4 separate regions of the Homo sapiens genome follow, and regions 2, 3 and 4 are each linked to region 1. The links are chromatin contacts, found by Hi-C or POLR2A ChIA-PET in ENCODE. All regions are on one chromosome and are shown on one strand. The core of a region is the stretch at or near the end of the contact, and the rest is flanking DNA. Distances in the headings are between cores, read along the strand shown. Region 1 holds the start of C20orf204 (chromosome 20 open reading frame 204). Region 2 holds the start of MHENCR (melanoma highly expressed competing endogenous lncRNA for miR-425 and miR-489). Region 3 holds the start of RTEL1 (regulator of telomere elongation helicase 1). Region 4 holds the start of LIME1 (Lck interacting transmembrane adaptor 1).

Region 1 (5,547 bases), core at 2,277-4,776:
TGGGGCTCCTTTGAGGAACACACCTGAAAGAGCCTTGCCTTCCGGTGCAGGGCCTGTGCCCTCTGGCCCGCCAGTTGGGGTTGGTGCTGCCAGGGCCAGGTCTGCAGGGGCCAGGCGAGAAGCAGGCGAGGTCCGGGGAGTAGCGTGGGAGGACCCCTGCCTGACGTGCCCTGTGGTCCCCCCAGGAGCAGCAGGAGGAGGTGAGGAAGCGCTGTGAGAGTGCAGAGCCTCGGCATGGGGAGCTGTGGTGCGCCGTGTCCAAGGACATCGCCAACTGGCAGAAGAAGATCGGGGACATCCTTAGGCTGGTGGCCGGCCGCATCAAGAACACCTTCTGATTGAGCGGTTGCCATGGCCGGTCTCCGTGGGGCAGGGTTGGGCCGCATGTGGAAGGGCTCTGAGCTGTGTCCTCCTTCATTAAAAGTTTTTATGTCTCGTGTCAGAACAGGCAGCCTGCTGGTTTTCTCTGGGGCCCTTCTCTGGCTCCTGCTTCTGCTGCCCCAGTCTGGCCTGTCCTGGCCTGTCCCATGCCGTCCTGGGGTGGCTGTGATCGCCCTTGCTTGGACAGAAGCCTCTTGCAGACAGCCGGTGTCTCACAGAGGAGGCACTGTGGAGGTGCCCGGGTTCCCCAAGACTGTGGAGAAGGTGGTAGGGGTGCAGATGTTCTGGCCAAAAGCCCTGTGAGGACAGCTGGAGACAGTGGGGACCAAGCTGCATGCAGGACGCAGGTGCTCGCAGGAGCCTGGCAGCCGCCTGCAAGGGTCTTGGTCAGGGGACAGCTGGGGCCTCCCTGGGGTCTGAGTGCAAACAGGAGAACCCAGCTCTGCGCAGGGCCTCTCCACACAGCCTCCCGGGCCCCTCAGGCATGTGCTGAGTGACAGTGTCACCAGTAAGAGGCGTTCTTTCTTTTGGAGGTGAGTTCATTTTTTTATTTTTGAGACAGTCTCGCTCTGTCGCCCAGGCTGGAGTGCAGTGGCACGATCTCGGCTCACTGCAACCTCTGCCTCCTGGGTTCAAGCAATTCTCCTGTCTCAGCCTCCCGAGTAGCTGGGACTACAGGCGCCCGCTGCCAAACTCCTGACCTCAGGTGATCCATCTGCCTCAGCTTCCCAAAGTGCTGGGATTACAGGCGTGAGCCACCGCACCCGGCCGTGAGTTTATCTTTGCTAATTTATCATTCGCAGTTTAACCCTAAAGCCCTTGTAATGGTTCTCATCTCCAGGTTGAACAGTGATGGTTCTCATCTCTAGGTTGAACGTTGATCACCCGAGAGACTTGGCTTCTCTTCAGCCTTAGCTGTGTAAGGATAAAGGACGTCCTCAGGCCTGGGATCATGTGTGTGCATTCAGTTGGGAGCCAGCTGGTTCTTGTGTAGGCCGGGGCTAGAGACATCTGGCTGGAGGTCATGGCTGGCCCAGAGGGTGTGGGTGGACAGTCGTTGAGGCCAGCGGGCGGGGAGGAGGGCGCTGTCATGTGGGCTGAGGAGGCTGCTGGAGAGCAGCTGTCCCTGGATGTTCCTTGTGAGAGGGGAGCCCTGGAGGGTCCCGGCCTGTCTTGTGGTACCGATGGCAGGGCCTGTGGTGGTGGTCAGTCACTGACCCACAGCTCTGCCCACCTGCACATGGGGGCCTGTGCTAGGCCTTGTGGTCTGCCTGCCCTGCTCCTGACGAGTGAGAATGGCTGGGGTGGGAGATCCCTGCCTGCACGTGGGGCGGTCCTGGTAGACCAGAATGTGGGTGTGGGTCCCCCTTCCCTGTGGTTCTGGGGACCTTGAGGACATGGTCAATCCCGGGCAAGGGACCTGCCACCCCTGTATGGGGTCAGGAACTGCTGGTTGGTCTCTGCTGGGCAGGCAACCTGGGGTCCAGCTCAAATCGTTGGAATGTGGAAGTCCTTCCTCTCGCCCCGTCCTGAGGAGCAGCTGCAGGAGCTTCATGAGTGTTTTCACTGGAACTTGTGGAGGAGTTTCCTTTGATCCCTCATGGAGAGACGGAAGCATGAGGGAGCCCTCAACATTTATTCTGAAGATGAAGAGAGTCCTGCAGCTTTTTGGAGTTTGTGAAGTCAGCCCGGCCCTGTACAGATGTGGAAACCGAGGCCCAGGAAGTTTGTGAGCCAGCCCGGCCCTGTACAGGTGTGGAAACCGAGGCCCAGGAAGTTTGTGAGCCAGCCCGGCCCTGTACAGATGTGGAAACCGAGGCCCAGGAAGTTTGTGAGCCAGCCTGGCCCTGTACAGATGTGGAAACCGAGGCGTAGGAAGGAAGCCCTTCTCTGACCTCAGAGCTGAAATGGCCAGTGCTGGGTGGGCATTGAGGGGTCACACAGAAAAGAATGTTTCAGGCCATGTTCAGGGGATACTTCCTGCAGGGCCCTTGGAAAGTTCCGGAGCGCTTACATTGTCCATGTGTGAGTGTCTCCTCTTTCTTGCCTGTGTGGGGTTTTCTCAAATGCTTTGAGTTGGCCAAACCACAGTTGTGCGCCACTTAACAGTGCGGATACATTCTGAGAAAAACCTCGTTAGGTGATGTCGTCTTGCAAACATTAAAGAGTGCATTTACACAAGGCTGGCAGGCACGGCCTCCTGCACCCCCAGGCTGTGTGCCCGGGTGCCAGAGCCTGGGGCTCCTGGGCTGCAGACCTGCACAGCCTGTCACAGCATTTAATCACATCCAAACACGGAAAAGGCAAAAACGTAAAGATGCAGTGTTACAATCCTAGGGGACTCCTGTCACCTGTGTGGTCTGTTCTTGACTATTGTGAGTCACTGACTTTTCCCCCTGGGAAACTACCTTAACTTGTCTTCAACTGAAATTTTTTCAGCCTGCAAAGATGAGTTGTGCCTCAGAGGTTGCTCGTGTTCTGAGGTGCCTCTTCACCACTGCCTGTCAGGCTGCTAACCAGAGTGCCCCAGACCACAGCAGAAGCGACAGCAGCCAAGGATCGGGGGAGCCCACCCTGCTCCTGGGTATCTTTACGGCAGGCAGCAGAGTAACAGCCTCAGACTTACCTCTTCAGCCAGAGACCCCTCAGCCCAGGAGGAGTGAGGCCGGGCCAGCAGCGGGGGCCCGGGAAGCCCCATGTCTTGGGACCTGCTGGGGCAGGGCCCCCTGGATGTCAGGCTGCAGGTCCGGCAGCTGGGGAGGGGATGAGGGCCTCCCACCAGCTCTGCCCATCAGCCAGATCCCTGGGAGAGGCAGCACTTGCTGGCCACAGAGTCGGCCCCAGTCTCACCTGGCTCCCCTCCCCCACCAGCTGGGCCCTGCACTGCCCCAGCCCACGCGGCGCCTCACCCCTCCTTGACAGAACAGTATCTCTGGGACGGACAAGTTAATCCAAGACCCACAGTAGCCCTGGATCCCCTGGGAGAGGTGGCTGCCCAGCTCCAGGGCCAGGTTAATTGAAGTGATAGGGAGTGGAGAGAGGGAGGGGGCAGGGCTGGGATTGCGTGGCCTTTCCTTCCCTCTCCTGCTCCCTCCCTCAGCTTGGAGGAGCCAACTTCAAAAGCCTCCGCCTGGCCTGCCCCTCTGCAGTCCTCCAGGCAGCCTGTCCAGGGAAGCGGTTGGCTGGTGTTGGACCTGGTGCGGCAGTGCACACCCTGCCCAAGGACCCCAGGATCATGTGCGTGGCCTGCTGGCGGGAGTGAGGGAGGGCAAGACCCTGAAAGGCCCATGGTGAGCAGCTGTGGGCCTCCTCTAGGGAGGGGGCTTACTTGGGTGGAGGGGCTGGGGGTACACACAGCTCAGGAGACACTGCTTGTTCCCCTGAGCCCCACCAGGAAATCTCCGGTTGGCTCTGGTCACTGCGTCCCTGTGGGTGGCACTGGGTGCATGTGCCCTGGCTTCTGGCAGTTGGGGGAGGGGGGCTCCTGGGTGCCGGGCAACCCTGTTCTAAGCTGGGCTGAGGCTTGAGCCTGGAAGTGGTACTAACAGGCCAGTTGGGACTCCCAGGGCAGCCAGTCTGCCCCACCTGGGTGGGACACAGCAGGTGCTGGACATCCTTGCAGCTCCAGCTGGCCTGCTCAGGAGTCAGGCTCTGGTTCTCGCTATGACCTCTGACCCAGAGCAGGCAGAGGGAATGACGTGGCAATTCTGAGCCCACCAAGTTGGCTGTGGCGTGTGTGGTTGGGGGGGTCAGGTTTCAGGAAGGGGCCACAGCAAGCCATCTGCTCTTCCAGCCATTGCTGCTTTGTGCTCTGAGCAGGAGCTGCCACCGCCCACCAGGCCCCCAGCTCTATGCAAGGGTTGGGGTGCTGCTTGTTCAGGCTCCCCTGACAGGGCTAGGAAGCCGAGTCGAGTCCTCTTATCTTGGTTGGGTTCGCATGATTAATTTCCAGCCCTAGATCTGCTGTCTGACTCCATCCTGGGGGCCCAGGGGAAGGGTTGGGGCTGGCCCCTTTTGGGTGGCTGGGAACCTGGGGGCCGTCAGCTGTCTCCTTGATGTTTGGGCTTTATCCCTGCGGGCGCAGGCCCTCCATTTTGGGTCGGGGGAGGCCTGTGGCACAGGCTGCCCGGAGGGATGGCGTGGGGCGGCTGGTACAGGCAGAGGGGCCTTTTGCGACTGTTGGTTGGGGCTGGATGTGGTGGCTCCTTCCTCCTCTATAGCTTCTGGGTGTCCCCCTAGCTTTCCCCTTCCAATAGGGTGTGGCTTGGAGCTCTGAGCCCCTGCCCCAGTTGGGTTGGGGGTACAAGGAGTCCCCAGTTCCCACGTCTCTGTGAGCTAACCCAGAGGGCGCCAGTATGGGAGGTGTGGAGTTGAATGGGCATGGCCATGAGTGAGACAGGCTGTACTGGGACAACTTCCTACTGTACCCCCAAGAGCCTGCAGACCAGCCCCACTAGAGCTGTACGGGGCTGGTGGGGGGCCCTGCTCTGTGCGGTCCTGAGGGTGCTCCACCCCTTGCTGGCCCCACTCCCACGTGGACCACAGAGCCAGGCTCTCCTGACTCTGGGCCTGCCCCCTCTATCTCCTGATGGGTTCTTCAGGACTCAGTGACATCGCCTCCCAGCCGACATCACTCACCCCTTTCACATCTTTGCAGGGAGCATAGAACTGTCTGGTTTGCAGACCTATCTCTTGTGTCTCCTGATTTATCCCGCCAGGCCTGTGCCTACAGCCTTTCTTGATTGGTGACACGTCCATTTCATTCGCTCAGAGATCCCGTGGGGTGGGGCAGGGGGTGGGGCTTCTACGGAAACAAAGTGCAGGTGGGCTGGCTGCTCCCTGTGCTGGGAACACCCCCCAGGCCTAACCCCAACCTGCTGTCTCCTCCAGGTACCCCCTAAGCCTGCACTCTGGGCGCTCCTGCTGGCGCTGCTGGGGACCGCGCCAAGCCGCGCCTATTCCCCGGCCTGCAGCGTCCCCGACGTGCTCCGCCACTATCGCGCCATCATCTTCGAGGATCTGCAGGCCGCCGTGAAGTGGGGCGGGGCGGGGGCCGAAAAGACCAGGCCAGGCTCCAGACACTTTCATTTCATACAGAAAAACCTGACTAGACCCGGGAGCTCGGGACGGCGGGGACGGCCTCGGGCCTCCTGTGGCGCCCAGAAG
Region 2 (5,547 bases), core at 1,778-4,277, 410 kb before region 1:
GGAATTCAAGACCAGCCTGGCCACCATGATGAAACCCTGTCTCTACTAAAAATACAAAAAAAAAAAAACAAATTGGCCGGGCATGGTGGCGGGTGCCTGTAATCCCACCTACTTGGGAGGCTGAGGCAGGAGAATCTCTCGAACTCCGGAGGCAGAGGTTGCAGCGAGCCAAGATTGTGCCACTGCACTCCAGCCTAGACAACAGAGCGAGACTCTGTCTCAAAAAAAAAAAAATTAAAATTAAAAAATAAAAATTTCATTTAAAATACTACTGATCTCCCGTGCTGACTTCTCGGGGTTTAACTCTCACTGAGGAGACGCTGCTTTCATAAGGGTAAGCTCAGCAGGGGCAACTAAAGTCATTTAAGCAGAGAGCTGCAAAGAGGCAACAGCCTCACTGCAGGCAGGGGTCCTCGTCACAGCTTCAGGGCTTTGCAGAGGATTACGCAATGTACACGCACAAAACTGAATTCCAGCCTCTCCATTGGCAACTGCATACATACATATATTCTTTTTTTGAGACGGAGTCTCGCTCTGTAGCCCAGGTTGGACTGCAGTGGCCCGATCTCGGCTCAATGCAAGCTCTGCCTCCCGGGTTCAAGCGATTCTCTTGCCTCAGCCTCCTGAGTAGCTGGGATTACAGGCGCCCACCACCACGCCCGGCTAATTTTTGTATTTTTAGTAGAGACGGGGTTTCACCATGTTGGCCAGGACAGTCTCGATCTCCTGACCTCGTGATCCGCCCGCCTCTGCCTCCCAAAGTGCTGGGATTACAGGCGTGAGCCACTGAGCCTGGCCTCCAATGGCAACTATATTAAAGGTTCAAAGCAATATGCACAAAAGTTACCTCACAGAAAATAGTGCAAGTCCTTGATACAATGCTCTTTAGACACAGAAGAAGCACTATAGAATAGAGCACCTCGCCCTATTGCCTTCCCAAGGGCGAGCACCCCCTCCTCTCTCCACAGCTCCTTCTTTGTTTTTTTGAGATGGAGTCTCGCTCTGTCACCCAGGCTGGAGTGCAATGGCAAAATCTTGGCTCACTGCAACCTCCGCCTCCCGGGTTGAAGTGATTCTCCTGCCTCAGCCTCCCGAGTAGCTGGGACTACAGGCACCCAACACGCCTAGCTAATTTTTGCATTTTTGGTAGAGACGGGGTTTCATCATGTTGGCCAGGCTGGTCTCGAACTCCTGACCTCCAGTGATCCTCCCACCTTGACCTCCCATAGTGCTGGGATTATAGGTGTGAGCCACTACACCTGGCCTCTCCACAGCCCCTTCTGTGTTGAAGCCAAGACCCACCCAGCTTTGATCCCAAGGCTTGGGTTCCCCACTAGTGTGAAGTGAGTTTCCAAATTATTAGGTAAATCAGATATGAGAAAATATTTTATTTTACTTTTTTTTTTTTGAGACGCAATCTTGCTCCGTCACCCAGGCTGGAGTGCAATGGCACCATCTCCACTCACTGCAACCTCTGCCTTCTGGGTTCAAGCAATTCTCCTGCCTCAGCCTCCCAACTAGCTGGGATTACAAGTGCACACCACCACGCCCGGCTAACTTTTGTATTTTTAGTAGAGACAGGGTTTCACCGTGTTAGCCAGGCTGCTCTCAAACTCCTGACCTCATGATCCGCCCACGTCGGGCTCCCAAAGTGGTGGGATTACAGGTGTGAGCCATCACACCTGGCCCAAGAAAATATTTTTAAACTAGTATTCTTGACCGGCACGGTCAACACTGATGTAATTGAAACTGTTGTATTTGAAGTGTTAGCAAAGAAAGAGAATTCTGGTTCAACAGAAAAGTCAGTCACGACTTTTCAGTCACGCATGAATTACACAGTAACCAAATAGATAACATGCCATGACTGACGACGGGCCCACAACAAATCAGCTCCGACCAACAGGGTCCACACCACCATGGGTCTACACAGATCCAGGTCCCGCCTGTGAGCCTACAGTGACGCGGGCCCCTGTGGGGTGGTCCCTGCAGGTCAGGTCCCTGAGAGTGGGTCCCAGTGGGGTGATCCCTGCGGGTCGCGTCCCTGCGAGTTGGGTGCCTGCCGGGTGGCCCCTGCGGGTCGGGTGCCTGCGGGGTGGTCCCTATGGGTCGCGTCCCTGCGGGTCGGGTGCCTGCGGGGTGGCCCCTGGGAATCGCGTCCCTGCGGGTCGGGTGCCTGCGGGGTGGCCCCTGGGGATCGCGTCCCTGCGGGTCGGGTGCCTGCGGGGTGGCCCCTGGGGATCGCGTCCCTGCGGGTCGGGTGCCTGCGGGGTGGTCCTTGTGGGTCGCGTCCCTGTGGGGTGGTCCCTGTGGGTCGCGTCCCTGTGGGGTGGCCCCTGCGGGTCGCGTGGTGGCCCCTGCGGGTCGGGTGCCTGCGGGGTGGTCCCTGTGGGTCGCGTCCCTGCGGGTCGGGTGCCTGCGGGGTGGTCCCTGCGGGTCGCACCCCTGCGGCGTGGTCCCCCCGGGATGGGTCCACCGAGGAGGCCGCTGGAGGCCGAGCCCGCGCCCGCCCGCGGCGCCAAGATGGAGGCAGGAAGCGCCGCCGCCCGCGCCCGCCACCGCCCGCGCCGCCCGCCTGACGCCGCCGTTGCGCCTGACGCCGCCGCCCGCGCGGCCGCCCCTCCCCCGGCCCTCCCCTCCCCCCGCCGTAACGTCCTGACGCTCCGCAGGGACCCCTGACTGGACGGCGGCGCGTGAGCGGAGCGAGAGGCCTCGCCGCGGGGGGGCCGCGGGCTCGCCGGCGCCGCTTACCTGGGGCCGCGCCGGGCCTGCTTAGGCACCCGGCGGGGGCGGCGGCGTCGGGAGCTGCGGCGGCGGCGGGCGGCGGCGGCGGCCGCGGGCTTCGCTCCTTGTTGGGGATTCGGCGGCGGCGGCGGCGCGGGCGCGCGCTTCCTAGTGACGCAGGCGGCGGGGCCGCGCACGCACGGGGCTGGGAGGGCCGGACACTTATTTGGCGCTCGCGGAGGAGGAAGGCGGGGCCGTGAAATAAGGCCCGACGGGCCCCGGGGCGCGTGCGCGGACCGACACTGTCAGCTCCTAACGCCGCAGGTTCCTCCTGGTCCCCGAGGCCCCCGGTCGGGCGTTGCCTGCCCCGCGCGGGCGGCCGGGCCGAGGGACGATGGTCAGTGGACGGACGGCGCCAGGGAGCAGTGCCCACGCGCGGCAGGGCGGTACCTTCAGGCCTCCAGGTACGGGCGCTCCTCGCCCGGACGCTGCTGTGTGTGAATGGGCGCGAGGGGACTCCCCTGCGGGGCGGACGCCTGAACACGAGGCTGTGGAGGAGGACGCTGTAGGGTGCGCGGACTCACGCGGAACATGCCAGAGGCTCAGCCAGCCACGGCGCTCCCAGCGTGGAGGGCGAGGGGCATCCGGGAGCGGCCGGGAGGGCTCGGTCACCCCTCAAGCTGTCACCCCAGTCCCACAACCAGCACCCCGATCCTATCGCAGTCCCACAGCCGACACCCCGATCCCACCCCTGCCCAACAGCCGGCACCCACCCCAATCCCATAGCTAACACCCCGGTCCCACCGCTGTCCCACGGCCGGCACCCCGATCCCACCCCAGTCCCGCAGCTGGCACCCCGATCCCACCCCAGCCCAACAGCTGGCACCCACCCCGATCCCACCGCTGTCCCACAGCCGGCACCCCGATCCCACCCCAGTCCCGCAGCCGGCACCCCGATCCCACAGCCGGCACTCACCCCGATCGCATAGCATAGCTGATACCCCGATCCCACCCCAGTCCCATAGCCAGCACCCCGATCCCACCCCAGTCCCATAGCCAGCACCTCGATCCCATAGATGACACCCCGATCCCGCCCCAGTCCTATAGCCCGCACCCCGATCCCACCCGAGTCCCGCAGCCGGCACCCCATCCCACCCATGTCCCACAGTCGGCACCCCGATCCCACTCGGATCCGGCAGCCAGCTTGGATCCTGTGGCCCTCCTCCAGCCCCCAGGGCTCATTTATATGTTTTATTGGCAGAGGCTGGGGCTGGCTCTGTTGGCCTCTGTGCTGGGTTTCTTCCTCTGCACCGCAGGACTGGCTCTCCTGACCTCTCCAGGTGTCATCGAACACCCTTGTGCTTGCTGTCACCCGCTGCCTGTCTGCAGGATCCCGGATTCCGTATCAGGGGACCGAAATTAGTCGGAAAATAGGAAGCAGGTGCTCGCTTGGATGGAACCCTGACCCTGTGCTCACACTTGTAGGAGGAGGGCTCTGCAGGCCGCCTCCCGGAACGGGAGGTTCCCAAGCCACTGCACTTCGGAGGGGCTGTAATTAGAGTTGCACATTCATTCAGTTCCCAGTAAAGTAGAACGTGCTCCAGCCAGTGAGGAAAAGGTGTTTTTAAAAATTAGATTGGCCGAGTGCGGTGGCTCATGCCTTTTACCTCAACACTTTGGGAGACAAAGGTGGGAGGATCACCTGTGGCCAGGAGTTCAAGACCAGCCTGGGCAACAGAGCCTGTCTCTGGGGAAGAATAAAAAAAAAAATTGAGCCTTTGTCAGTGCTACTATTTTATTATCTGGTAAATATGAGAGGGTTCACGCGGTCTATGTGTGTCATTTATCTGAGTTTGCCTATCGTCACGTTTTGGAAATAAATGTCAATAAAGTCGAAGAGGAGTGCTGAGGGGGGCCTGGGGATGGGAGGGTGGCTACATCATGCCTGTGTGTTGCGCAAGCCCACCGAGGTCGGCCTGGGGTGAGCCCTGGGGCCTGTTCTGCCTCCTTCACTCTGGGGCTCCAAGAGACAAACTGGGCAACAAGAGAGAAACTCCATCTAAAAAAAAAGAAAAATCACCTCCAAGATAACTTAGCTTTCTTCTGCTGGCATAACAAATTATCTCAAACTTAGTCGCTTAAAAATGCAAATTTAGGCTGAGTGCGGAGGCTCACGCCCATAATCCTAGCACTTTGGGAGGCCAAGGCAGGATTGCTTGAGGCCAGGAGTTCGAGACCAACATGGCCAGAACTGTCTCTTTTTAAAAAATGCAAATGTGTCCGGCACGGTGGCTCACGCCTATAATCCCAGCACTTTGTGAGGCCAAGGCGGGCAGATCACGAGGTCAGGAGATAGAGACCATCCTGGCTAACACTGTGAAACCCCCTCTCTACTAAAAATACAAAAAATTAGCCTGGCGTGGTGGCAGGCGCCTGTAGTCCCAGCTACTCGGGAGGCTGAGGCAGGAGAATGGCGTGAACCCAGGAAGCGGAGCTTGCAGTGAGCCGAGATGGCGCCACTGCACTCCAGCCTAGGCAACAGAGCAAGACTCCGTCTCAAAAAATAAATAAATAAAACTGCAAATGTATTCTCTAACTGTTCTGTAGGTCGGAAGTCCAGCCCAGCCTCACTCCGCCAAAATCAGGGTGTCTGCAGGGCCGATTGCTTTTGGAGCTCCAGGGGAGAAGCTGTTCTGGCCTTTCCAGTTTCTGGAAGCACTTGAGCCCCTTGTCTCGTGGCCTATCCCACACCTGAAAGCCAGCCAAAGCCAGTTGAGTCCTCACCCTGTTGGCCCCGACACTGATCTCCTGCCTCCCTCATCTGCT
Region 3 (5,547 bases), core at 1,089-3,588, 380 kb before region 1:
TGGTGGCAGGTGCCTGTAATCTCAGCTACTTTGGAGGCTGAAGCAGGAGAATCACTTGAATCCAGGAGGCAGAGGTTGCAGTGAGCCGAGATCCCACCACTGCACTCCAGCCTGGGCAACAATATCAAGACTCCACCTCAAAAAAAAAAATGTTTTTCATAAAGTGTGACTTTTATCAGACCTCTGCATTCTTGAAATTAACTCTGGCTTGGCTGGGCGTGGTGGCCCACACCTGTAATCTTAACACTTTGGGAGGCTGAGGTGGGCAGATCACGAGGTCAGGAGTTCAAGACCAGCCTGACCAACATGATGAAACCCCATCTCTACTAAAAATACAAAAATTAGCCGGGCGTGGTGGCATGCACCTGTAATCCCAGCTACTCAGGAGGCTGAGGCAGGAGAATCGCTTGAACCCAGGAGGTGGAGGTTGCAGGGAGCCGAGATCGCACCACTCTATTCCAGCCTGGGCGACAGAGCAAGACTCTGTCTCAAAAAAAAAAAAGAAAGAAAGAAATTAACTCTGGCTCCTAGAAGGAGCCCTATATCTCAGCAGGACACTCAGTCATTCAACAGACATCTGTCAAGCACCTGCTGTATGCTGGAGCTGTGGGTACGTCAGCAATTAGAGGAAGAGGGCAGGGGTACAGGAGTTCCTGACCACCCCAGGCCAGCACGCTCCTATAGCAGCTGGCAAGGAGCAGATGACTCAGACTTCAGCTCAGTCCACAGGACAGCCTTTTCTGGCCACTGCTCTCAGGAGATGAGATGTGTGGCTGCAAAAGGTAAACTCCTGGCTCCTGAGCAGGCTCTGGGCAATCTGCTCAACGCTCTGTGCCTCACTTTCTCACCCAGAAAGTGTGGACAATGAGAGGACTTATCTGGCTGGGCGCGGTGGCTCACGCCTGTAATCCCAGCACTTTGGGAGGCCGAGGCGGGTGGATCACCTGAGGTCAGGAGTTCAAGACCTGCCTGGCCAACACGGTCAAACTCCATCTCTACTAAAAATATAAAAAATTAGCCGGGCTTAGTGGTGCACACCTGTAATCCCAGCTACTTGAGAGGCTGAGGCAGGAGAATCACTTGAACCCAGGAGGTGGAGGTTGCAGTGAGCCAAGATTGTGCCACTGCACTCCAGCCTGGGCAAAAAGCCAAAACTCTGTCTCAAAGAAAAAAGAATCATGGCAGAAGGTGAAGTCTATGTTAGTCCCAGTTCCCAGGTCGTACATGGCGGCAGGAGAAAGAGAGAGAGAAGGGGAAACTGCCACTTTTAAACCATCGGGTCTCCTGAGCACTCACTGTCAGAACAGCCTGGAGGAAACTGACCGCATGATCCAACCACCTCCCTCCAGGTCCCTCCCTCCACACGTGGGGATTACAATTCGAGGTGAGACTTGGGTGGAGACACAGAGCCGAACCATATCAGCATGTATGGGGGGCACTGAAACTTGTGCTTGGTGCCCATTCATTCAACGAGTGTGTGTGGCTGGTCTCCTCATCTTCAACTCCCTGCCGAGTCTCAGATAGGCAGCCTGCAGTTCCTTCACCACAACAGGCACATGGGGCTGGGTGCCAGTGAGTGCTGGGGCTTCTCCGAGCACTATCTCACACCCAGGAGCGTGGGCACGCATGGCATTCGCATGTGCCGTCAGTGGACATTAAACACAGCCATGAAGAAGCCACGAAGAAGTGCTGCCTGCCGGCCGTGCGCGGTCACGCAGCGCCAACTCCCTCCTGGGGCCTTCTGGGGCCTTCTGGGGCATGGGAGCTGGGGCCGCCTGAGACAAACATCCGTGACGCTGGGCTGACCCCACAGAACGGTGCGGGCCTCGCTCTTGGAGTCAGCCCTGCTGCCAGCCAGTGCCGGGTGCTGGGGACTCAGGGAGGCCCGCCGGGACCACTGCGGGACAGTGAGCCGAGCAGAAGCTGGAACGCAGGAGAGGAAGGAGAGGGGGCGGTCAGGGCTCTCAGGAGCCGGGTCCTGGGCAAGGCGCAGCCGTTTTCAAATTTTCAGGAAAGCGGTCGGCTCACACTCGAGCAGTAAAAAGATGCCTCTGGGGAGGAGGCCCGTGCAGCTCTCCGGGCAATGGTGGTGGCTCGGCCTAGAGAGGCGGTAGTGGAACGCAGACCCTGGTGGGGGAATGACATCAAGGGAGGAGACGGGCGGGACCCCAGATTTCTGCCTGTGGGCGATGGAAGTGAGGTTCACTGGCCAGCGGAGCCGGACACAGAACGCGCAAAACGCCGTGTAGGCCTGGAGGAGCCGAAGAGCAGGCGGACCCCCTCCGCGGGGGAACAGTTTCCGCCGGGAGCACAAAGCAACGGACCGGAAGTGGGGGGCGGAAGTGCAGTGGGCTCAGCGCCGACTGCGCGCCTCTGCCCGCGAAAACTCTGAGCTGGCTGACAGCTGGGGACGGGTGGCGGCCCTCGACTGGAGTCGGTTGAGTTCCTGAGGGACCCCGGTTCTGGAAGGTTCGCCGCGGAGACAAGTGAGCAGTGAGTCGCAGTGACCCTACAAGTGGTTCTTTTACCCGAGCGGCTCGTAGGCGCGTTGCGGTTTTTCGAAACTACAGCTCCCGGCAGGCCCCAAGCCGCCCTCGGGGCCGCGGGTCGGCGGATTGGCCGCGCTGCATTTTGGGACCTGTAGTTTCCTGCGCTCGTGGCGCTGGCGCCGCGGCGTTGGCTGAGCCCTTGACCGGGGCTGGAGGGAAGGGCCGACATTCAGTGTGTCCGCGTCTGTTCTGTTAGTCCCAGTTCCCGGGCGGGATTGAGGCTTAGAGAAGTTGAGTGATTTGCTGAGGGCTGCACGGGTTGGCATCCCGGCATGCTCTTTCGCTACTTTGGCTGCATCTGGTTGCCCACCCGGGCGGATGGGGAATGGACTCCAGCCAGCCAGGAGGGCAGAGGGCTGGAGAGGCAGGGCCGGAGGTTCAGACCCTCCGCTCTGACGTTGCGCCTGGTGAGGCCGGGAGGGGTGCCGCTTGCCTCTTCAGCCCTCACGCTCTTGTGGAAGTCGCGGAATTACTGCAGGCGGAACTTGCAGCACTGTGGGCGTCTTTTCCAGAGAAGGACGGAGTTGTGGGGCGGGAGGATAAGGCAAGGCCCAGCCACTTCGCATCTTCGCCCCGCCAGCTCCTCGAGATGGGATATACCAGGGTTGCTCTCCAACCCTCTCCGCAGGAGGGACTGATGGAAACGCCTGGGAAAGTAGCCCGGTACCCACAAAGGCTGTCTACAAACAGAGTCTTACTGTCTTTCCCAGGTCTGTGCCATAGGGATTCTCGAAGAGAACAGCGTTGTGTCCCAGTGCACATGCTCGCATCGCTTACCAGGAGTGCCCGAGACCCTAAGATGTTCGGAGTGGTTTTTTCGCACAGACCCGAATAGCCTGCCCCTCAGCCACGCTCTGTGCCCTTCTGAGAACAGGCTGATATGCCCAAGATAGTCCTGAATGGTGTGACCGTAGACTTCCCTTTCCAGCCCTACAAATGCCAACAGGAGTACATGACCAAGGTCCTGGAATGTCTGCAGCAGGTAGAGCACAGGCCCCGAGGAAAGGACTGCGGGTGGGTGGAGCTTCAGCCAGGACGGGGTGTGCTTCCCTCTCCCGGCCCATTCCAGCCAGGCCCCTCCGGGCCAGAGGCAGCGTCTGTCATAAAAAGGGCTGGTGTTCCAGGTGGGGTCAGAGAGAGGATTGACAAGTAAAAACGATCGTCCTTTGAAGGGGGCCGGCCCCTCCACACCTGTGGGTATTTCTCATCAGGCGGGACGAGAGACTGAGAAAATGAATAAGACACAGAGACAAAGTATAGAGAGAAAAGTGGGCCCAGGGGACCGGCGCTCAGCATACAGAGGACCTGCACCGGCACCAGTCTCTGAGTTTCCTCAGTATTCATTAATTACTATTTTCACTATCTCAGCAAGAGGAATGCGGCAGGACAGCAAGGTGATAGTGGGGAGAAGGTCAGCAAGAAAACGTGAGCAAAGGAATCTGGGTCACAAATAAGTTCAAGGGAAGGTACTATGCCTGGATGTGCACGTAGGCTAGTTTTATGCTTTTCTCCACCCAAACATCTCGGTGGAGTAAAGAGTAACAGAGCAGCATTGCTGCCAATATGTCTCGCCTCCTGCCACAGGGCGGCTTTTCTCCTATCTCAGAATTGAACAAATGTACAATCGGGTTTTATACCGAAACATTCAGTTCCCAGGGGCAGGCAGGAGACAGTGGCCTTCCTCTATCTCGACTGCAAGAGGCTTTCCTCTTTTACTAATCCTCAGCACAGACCCTTCACGGGTGTTGGGCTGGGGGACTGTCAGGTCTTTCCCATCCCACGAGGCCATATTTCAGACTATCACATGGAGAGAAACCTTGGGCAATACCCGGCTTTCCAGGGCAGAGGTCCCTGCGGCTTTCCGCAGTGCATCGTGCCCCTGGTTTATCGAGACTGGAGAATGGCGATGACTTTTACCAAGCATACTGCCTGTAAACATATTGTTAACAAGGCACGTTCTGCACAGCTCTAGATCCCTTAAACCTTGATTCCATACAACACATGTTTCTGTGAGCTCAAGGCTGGGGCAAAGTTACAGATTAACAGCATCTTAGGGCAAAGCAATTGTTCAGGGTACAGGTCAAAATGGAGTGTGTTATGTCTTCCCTTTCTACATAGACACAGTAACAGTCTGATCTCTCTTTTCCCTACAGTCCTTGAGGGTGACAGACTTAGGAGTGCCTTGGGGGCCTCTCTGAGGAGCAGCTGATATTCACGGGTCAGGAGGAAGCATTTCCATTAGAGGGGCAGCCGGTGGCCAGCCTCACTTGGAAGGTCTTTGAACCTCGGGGGTGCAGGGAGGTGGCAGTGGTGCAGGTTGCCTTCTCCTGGGTTCCTTGAGGTGCCCTCTTGTACCCGGCTCACACCCTTCCCCTCCCCGAGTTTCCTGCTCAGGTTCCCGTCTGAGAGCTTGTATGTAGGACGTCAGATAGGACAGCATAAATGTTTGGATCCAGAAACGCAGAACAGTTTCCTATTTTGAGACTTGACACCTAATTAGTCATCTTACTATTTAAGCTGAAAAATAGTGTCGTGTTTTGGGTAACGTTCTGCAAATCGTTTGCTAATGGCGGCTGAGTTGCTTCACGCCCTTTAGGGCAAGAGTGGGACTTGCCTGTGGACTTCTCCGCGGTCCCACAGGGCTCTCGCCACCTGGCAGTGGCCTCTGCATCTGCAAAGAGCTGCCCGCTGGCTGCCGAAGCTTGTCTCAGGGCAGCTTGTGTGGCCTCGCCTCTTCCTGGCTTCCCCGTAACCCTTGCTCCGAACTCCGTTCAGAAGGTGAATGGCATCCTGGAGAGCCCTACGGGTACAGGGAAGACGCTGTGCCTGCTGTGCACCACGCTGGCCTGGCGAGAACACCTCCGAGACGGCATCTCTGCCCGCAAGATTGCCGAGAGGGCGCAAGGAGAGCTTTTCCCGGATCGGGCCTTGTCATCCTGGGGCAACGCTGCTGCTGCTGCTGGAGACCCCATAGGTGACCCTAGTTCCCAGGCCTCTC
Region 4 (4,194 bases), core at 86-2,585, 300 kb before region 1:
CGCCCAGCTCCTCGGAATGTGTTTGACTTCCTCAATGAAAAGCTGCAAGGTCAGGCTCCTGGGGCCCTAGAAGCCGGGGCGGCCCCAGCGGGGAGGAGGAGCAAGGACATGTACCATGCCAGCAAGAGTGCCAAGCGGGCCCTGAGCCTGCGGCTCTTCCAGACTGAGGAGAAGATCGAGCGAACCCAGCGGGACATCAGGAGCATCCAGGAGGCTCTCGCCCGCAACGCTGGCCGGTACGTGTGGGGCCCAGCTCAGGGCAAAGGGCGACCCAGGGTGGCCCTGCCCCCGGGATACATGCTGGAGGTCACCTGACCCAAGCATAGCGGGCTGAGTCCAGGAGGGGTCTGCATGTTGGAGGACGGGCAGCGGGCACACAGGCAGTGGGTACGGCAGACTGGGGTTGGTGGCATGGCCCAGGACCCCACGCTGACTAGTGAGCCCCTCCGCAGGCATAGCGTGGCGTCAGCCCAGCTGCAGGAGAAGCTGGCAGGAGCCCAGCGCCAGCTGGGGCAGCTCCGGGCTCAGGAAGCCGGCCTGCAGCAGGAGCAGAGGAAGGCAGACACCCACAAGAAGATGACTGAGTTCTAGAGACCCCACAAGCACTATGGACGAAGCGTGGGACCCCAGCACGGGCTGCCCTCAGGAAGACCAGTGTTGCCCGAGGAGGGGCCGGCCTGCTGGCCTGGGGCGTGCAGACACTGCTGAGTGGAGACAGAGCTGCGGGGTCCCATCTGGACACTTACTTGCCCACCTGCCAGTGTCTTGGGCATTTCCTTGGCAAGGACATTAAAGTGATTTCATCACAGTGTCATTCAGTGGAGATCAGCTGGCTGCAGGGTCTCTGGGGAGAGAAGGGTCTGTGCAGGGCTGTGGTGAGAGACGGGCTGGGCTGGAGGGGCCTAGGAGGCCGGCATTCTCCCTTCTTACCCTTCTCTGACCAAGGCAGATCGGAGGCCAGGGTGCCCGCCAGGCTGCCTGACACCCACAGATGGGTGGAGCTCAGTGCTGCTCCAGCGGGCGAGACGGGCGGGAGAGGACTGTGGCCCACCACGTGGGGCACTCTTGGTGAGGCAGGCGGACCTGGCCCTGTGGGTTTGGGGGTTCTGTGCCAGCTCTGCTCACGTCTTCGTGTGTGGAGGGGTTGTGAGTTAGGCTGTCAGAACAGTGCGGGCTAGAGGCGCACACGTTTCATCTAGGCTTCGGGCGGGGCGCAGCAGGTGGGTGAGGCTGCGGTGGTGGCTGCTGCCCAGGGTGGGAGGCTCAGGGGAGGCGCTTGGCGACAGGAGCAGGAAGTGATGAGGTGGGGAGCTCAGCCGAGGGCTGCACAAAGACCTTCCTGGCCTGCCCCAGACAGAGCTGAGGACCCCTGGCCGTGGGCTTGGTAAGTGCCCTCCTGGGGGGCAGCTGGGGTCTGGGAGGCCTTGGGATGTGGCTGCAGCTGGGTCAGTCAGCCAGGCTGAAGCCCACTCCCTGGGTCTGAGCAGACTGGCCCCAAACTCCAGAGACCACCCCTCACCCCCCAGCTTCTGTCTCTGCTGCTGGACTGTGCTGTTTGTAAGGCATCCCCCACCCCGAGAAGTTCTGCTAAGATCCCCAAGAAGGGGACAGATCCTCTCTGGCAGAGACACTGGCAGACAAGAAGAGCCAGAGAGAAGTGGGGTGGGGGCATCAGCACCCCCAGCAGCTGCTGCTGCCTGCTGACCCAGCCTCCAGCTCCTCCGGGTGCAGGGTCCCTCCTGCTGACCAGCCTCCAGCTCTTCCCAGTTCTGGGCTCCGCAGCGAGCGGCTTGGGGGCACTACCTGACACAGGAGACCATGTCTGGGCAGAGGGTGGCTGCAGGTGGAGTCTGTGGCCTGTGGCGCACACCCAGGGGCTCCCCCGATGCTGGTTACTATCTGGGCTATGGTGGCCACAGCTGTCTTGCCCCTCCTCACGGCCGTGCTGGGTGTTACCGTGGTCACCCGCAGGGACACGGAGGGGCCAGGCAGAGCAGCCCTAGTTCACCTCACCGGGAGCCCCCGCCAGAAGGTGGGCACCTCTGGGAGGGAGGGACTGCCAGGCCTTGGGGCTTCCTGTGCTGAGTCAGAGCTGGAACGGGAGACGCAGGAGCCCCGCAGCCGCGGGAGGTGCAGATTTGGGGCTGCCAGGTGGCGCCAGGTCCCCTTGGCCAGCCCCCAGCGCCCCTTTCTTCTGTCCCCAGGGCCTCGGCTTCACAGGATGGGGCTGCCAGTGTCCTGGGCCCCTCCTGCCCTCTGGGTTCTAGGGTGCTGCGCCCTGCTCCTCTCGCTGTGGGCGCTGTGCACAGCCTGCCGCAGGTAGGTCCCTCAGCCGCGTTCTGTCTGGGGCCTCGCTGCGGCTGCCATTCACAGCCCAGCGCGGGAAGGGGCTGGAGGCAGGTCCGCGCACCCAGCTCGGCACGCGCGCCTGCACCGGGCCTTGGACCCGAGGCTGACGACCCCGCCCCCCGCCCCCCACCTCTACCCCCAAGGCCCGAGGACGCTGTAGCCCCCAGGAAGAGGGCGCGGAGGCAGCGGGCGAGGCTGCAGGGCAGTGCGACGGCGGCGGAAGCGGTGAGTGCCAGGCTGTCCCGGGGACCAGGGTGGGGTCCGCAGGGCACCGACCAGCCTTCCTCGCCCCCAGTCCCTACTGAGGCGGACCCACCTCTGCTCCCTCAGCAAGTCGGACACCAGACTGCACGAGCTGCACCGGGGCCCGCGCAGCAGCAGGGGTGAGCAGAGGGCGGGGCGGGGGCGGCCGGGCGGGGCTTACTGTGCAGCGCGTGCCAACCCCTGGGCCAGACCCGCTCCTGCCCCCTGCCCGGAGTGAACTCTGCCCTGACCCCACCCCCAGCCCTGCGGCCTGCCAGCATGGATCTCCTGCGCCCACACTGGCTGGAGGTGTCCAGGGACATCACCGGACCGCAGGCAGCCCCCTCTGCCTTCCCACACCAGGAGCTGCCCCGGGCTCTGCCGGCAGCTGCAGCCACCGCAGGGTGCGCTGGCCTCGAGGCCACCTATTCCAACGTGGGGCTGGCGGCCCTTCCCGGGGTCAGCCTGGCGGCCAGCCCTGTGGTGGCCGAGTATGCCCGCGTCCAGAAGCGCAAAGGGACCCATCGCAGTCCCCAAGAGCCACAGCAGGGGAAGACTGAGGTGACCCCGGCCGCTCAGGTAACGTGGGCCAGGGTAGGGCGCTGTGGGTGGGGCCGGCAGATCCTCAGCAGGTTGGATGGTGCTGACCCCTCCTCGGGTTGGCTTCCTGTCTCCAGGTGGACGTCCTGTACTCCAGGGTCTGCAAGCCTAAAAGGAGGGACCCAGGACCCACCACAGACCCGCTGGACCCCAAGGGCCAGGGAGCGATTCTGGCCCTGGCGGGTGACCTGGCCTACCAGACCCTCCCGCTCAGGGCCCTGGATGTGGACAGCGGCCCCCTGGAAAACGTGTATGAGAGCATCCGGGAGCTGGGGGACCCTGCTGGCAGGAGCAGCACGTGCGGGGCTGGGACGCCCCCTGCTTCCAGCTGCCCCAGCCTAGGGAGGGGCTGGAGACCCCTCCCTGCCTCCCTGCCCTGAACACTCAAGGACCTGTGCTCCTTCCTCCAGAGTGAGGCCCGTCCCCCGCCCCGCCCCGCCTCACAGCTGACAGCGCCAGTCCCAGGTCCCCGGGCTGCCAGCCCGTGAGGTCCGTGAGGTCCTGGCCGCTCTGACAGCCGCGGCCTCCCCGGGCTCCAGAGAAGGCCCGCGTCTAAATAAAGCGCCAGCGCAGGATGAAAGCGGCCAGCCTCGCAGCCTGCTCTTCTTGAAAGCTGGGCGGGTTGGGGCGGGGGGCTTCTCTGGAAGGCTTGGAGCTGTCCCCTCTGGCCTTGGGGGACTGGCTGCCCCCGGGGCGCCCGGGCCTAGCCGAGGCGGTGCTCCTGCCGGCCAGACTCTCGGTCAGTGCGGGCACGGGGTCCCAGCCACTCCTAGGGGGCAGCGCAGCCGGCAGGGTGGCCGCCCCCGGGTGGGACTTGGACCCTGGACTCCACGGGAGGGCTCCGCCACCCAGCCTGGTGTTACATAAGGGGTGGTGGAGGTGGGCAGTCGAGCGTTAAAGAGTAACCTGCTGCCGGGAAGCCCGCCAAGCAATCGCGGCCCCTTCCCCGGCTCTGGCAGCTCTGCGAGCGCGCCCGTGGGGAACGGGCCCTCCCCGGCGGGG

The links. Hi-C counts contacts between places; a loop is a spot of excess contacts on that map. ChIA-PET counts read pairs that join two places held with the same protein, here RNA polymerase II (POLR2A). Pooled maps may share reads with other maps.
Region 2: a loop to region 1 is called in a pooled map, with 4 times the contacts of the local background. The contact joins the promoter of MHENCR here to the promoter of C20orf204 in region 1. A Hi-C loop is called at or near these places in 1 of 168 maps with a recorded cell type or tissue (ascending aorta) and 5 of 50 pooled maps. POLR2A ChIA-PET finds 5 or more read pairs at or near these places in 5 of 52 experiments (CD4-positive, alpha-beta T cell, GM12878, HEK293 and 2 more).
Region 3: a pooled map shows a loop between it and region 1 (10-fold over the local background). The contact joins the promoter of RTEL1 here to the promoter of C20orf204 in region 1. A Hi-C loop is called at or near these places in 5 of 50 pooled maps. POLR2A ChIA-PET finds 5 or more read pairs at or near these places in 2 of 52 experiments (HepG2 and naive thymus-derived CD8-positive, alpha-beta T cell).
Region 4: a loop to region 1 is called in a pooled map, with 4 times the contacts of the local background. The contact joins the promoter of LIME1 here to the promoter of C20orf204 in region 1. A Hi-C loop is called at or near these places in 2 of 37 single-sample maps with no recorded cell type and 5 of 50 pooled maps. POLR2A ChIA-PET finds 5 or more read pairs at or near these places in 1 of 52 experiments (CD4-positive, alpha-beta T cell).

Annotation. Positions count from the first base shown.
Region 1 is chr20:64,032,656-64,038,202 of GRCh38, forward strand. C20orf204 (chromosome 20 open reading frame 204) reads left to right here and starts at 3,527. Exons shown (of 4, transcript NM_001387010.1): 1 at 3,527-3,671; 2 at 5,272-5,547. The coding sequence starts at 3,669. It overlaps PRPF6 (pre-mRNA processing factor 6), which reads left to right. Exons shown (of 21, transcript NM_012469.4): 21 at 186-445. The coding sequence ends at 338. RefSeq lists enhancers at 2,690-2,919, 3,807-4,400, 3,870-3,969, 4,401-4,994.
Region 2 is chr20:63,624,208-63,629,754 of GRCh38, forward strand. MHENCR (melanoma highly expressed competing endogenous lncRNA for miR-425 and miR-489) reads left to right here and starts at 3,028. Exons shown (of 2, transcript NR_132417.1): 1 at 3,028-3,185; 2 at 3,983-4,617. GMEB2 (glucocorticoid modulatory element binding protein 2) reads right to left here and starts at 2,894. Exons shown (of 10, transcript NM_012384.5): 1 at 2,749-2,894. RefSeq lists silencers at 2,256-2,795, 2,886-3,335.
Region 3 is chr20:63,655,974-63,661,520 of GRCh38, forward strand. It overlaps RTEL1 (regulator of telomere elongation helicase 1), which reads left to right and starts at 2,339. Exons shown (of 35, transcript NM_001283009.2): 1 at 2,339-2,493; 2 at 3,260-3,531; 3 at 5,325-5,523. The coding sequence starts at 3,430. RTEL1-TNFRSF6B (RTEL1-TNFRSF6B readthrough (NMD candidate)) reads left to right here and starts at 1,837. Exons shown (of 38, transcript NR_037882.1): 1 at 1,837-2,493; 2 at 3,260-3,531; 3 at 5,325-5,523. RefSeq lists enhancers at 2,034-2,273, 2,304-2,393, 2,414-2,573, 2,694-2,763, 2,914-2,963.
Region 4 is chr20:63,735,329-63,739,522 of GRCh38, forward strand. LIME1 (Lck interacting transmembrane adaptor 1) reads left to right here and starts at 1,336. Exons shown (of 6, transcript NM_017806.4): 1 at 1,336-1,384; 2 at 2,205-2,319; 3 at 2,493-2,574; 4 at 2,645-2,732; 5 at 2,855-3,171; 6 at 3,270-3,775. The coding sequence starts at 2,222. The coding sequence ends at 3,572. ZGPAT (zinc finger CCCH-type and G-patch domain containing) reads left to right here. Exons shown (of 7, transcript NM_181485.3): 6 at 1-236; 7 at 453-814. The coding sequence ends at 591. RefSeq lists enhancers at 762-941, 1,521-2,437, 2,637-3,231 and silencers at 2,372-2,591, 2,662-2,811, 2,892-2,951, 3,956-4,194.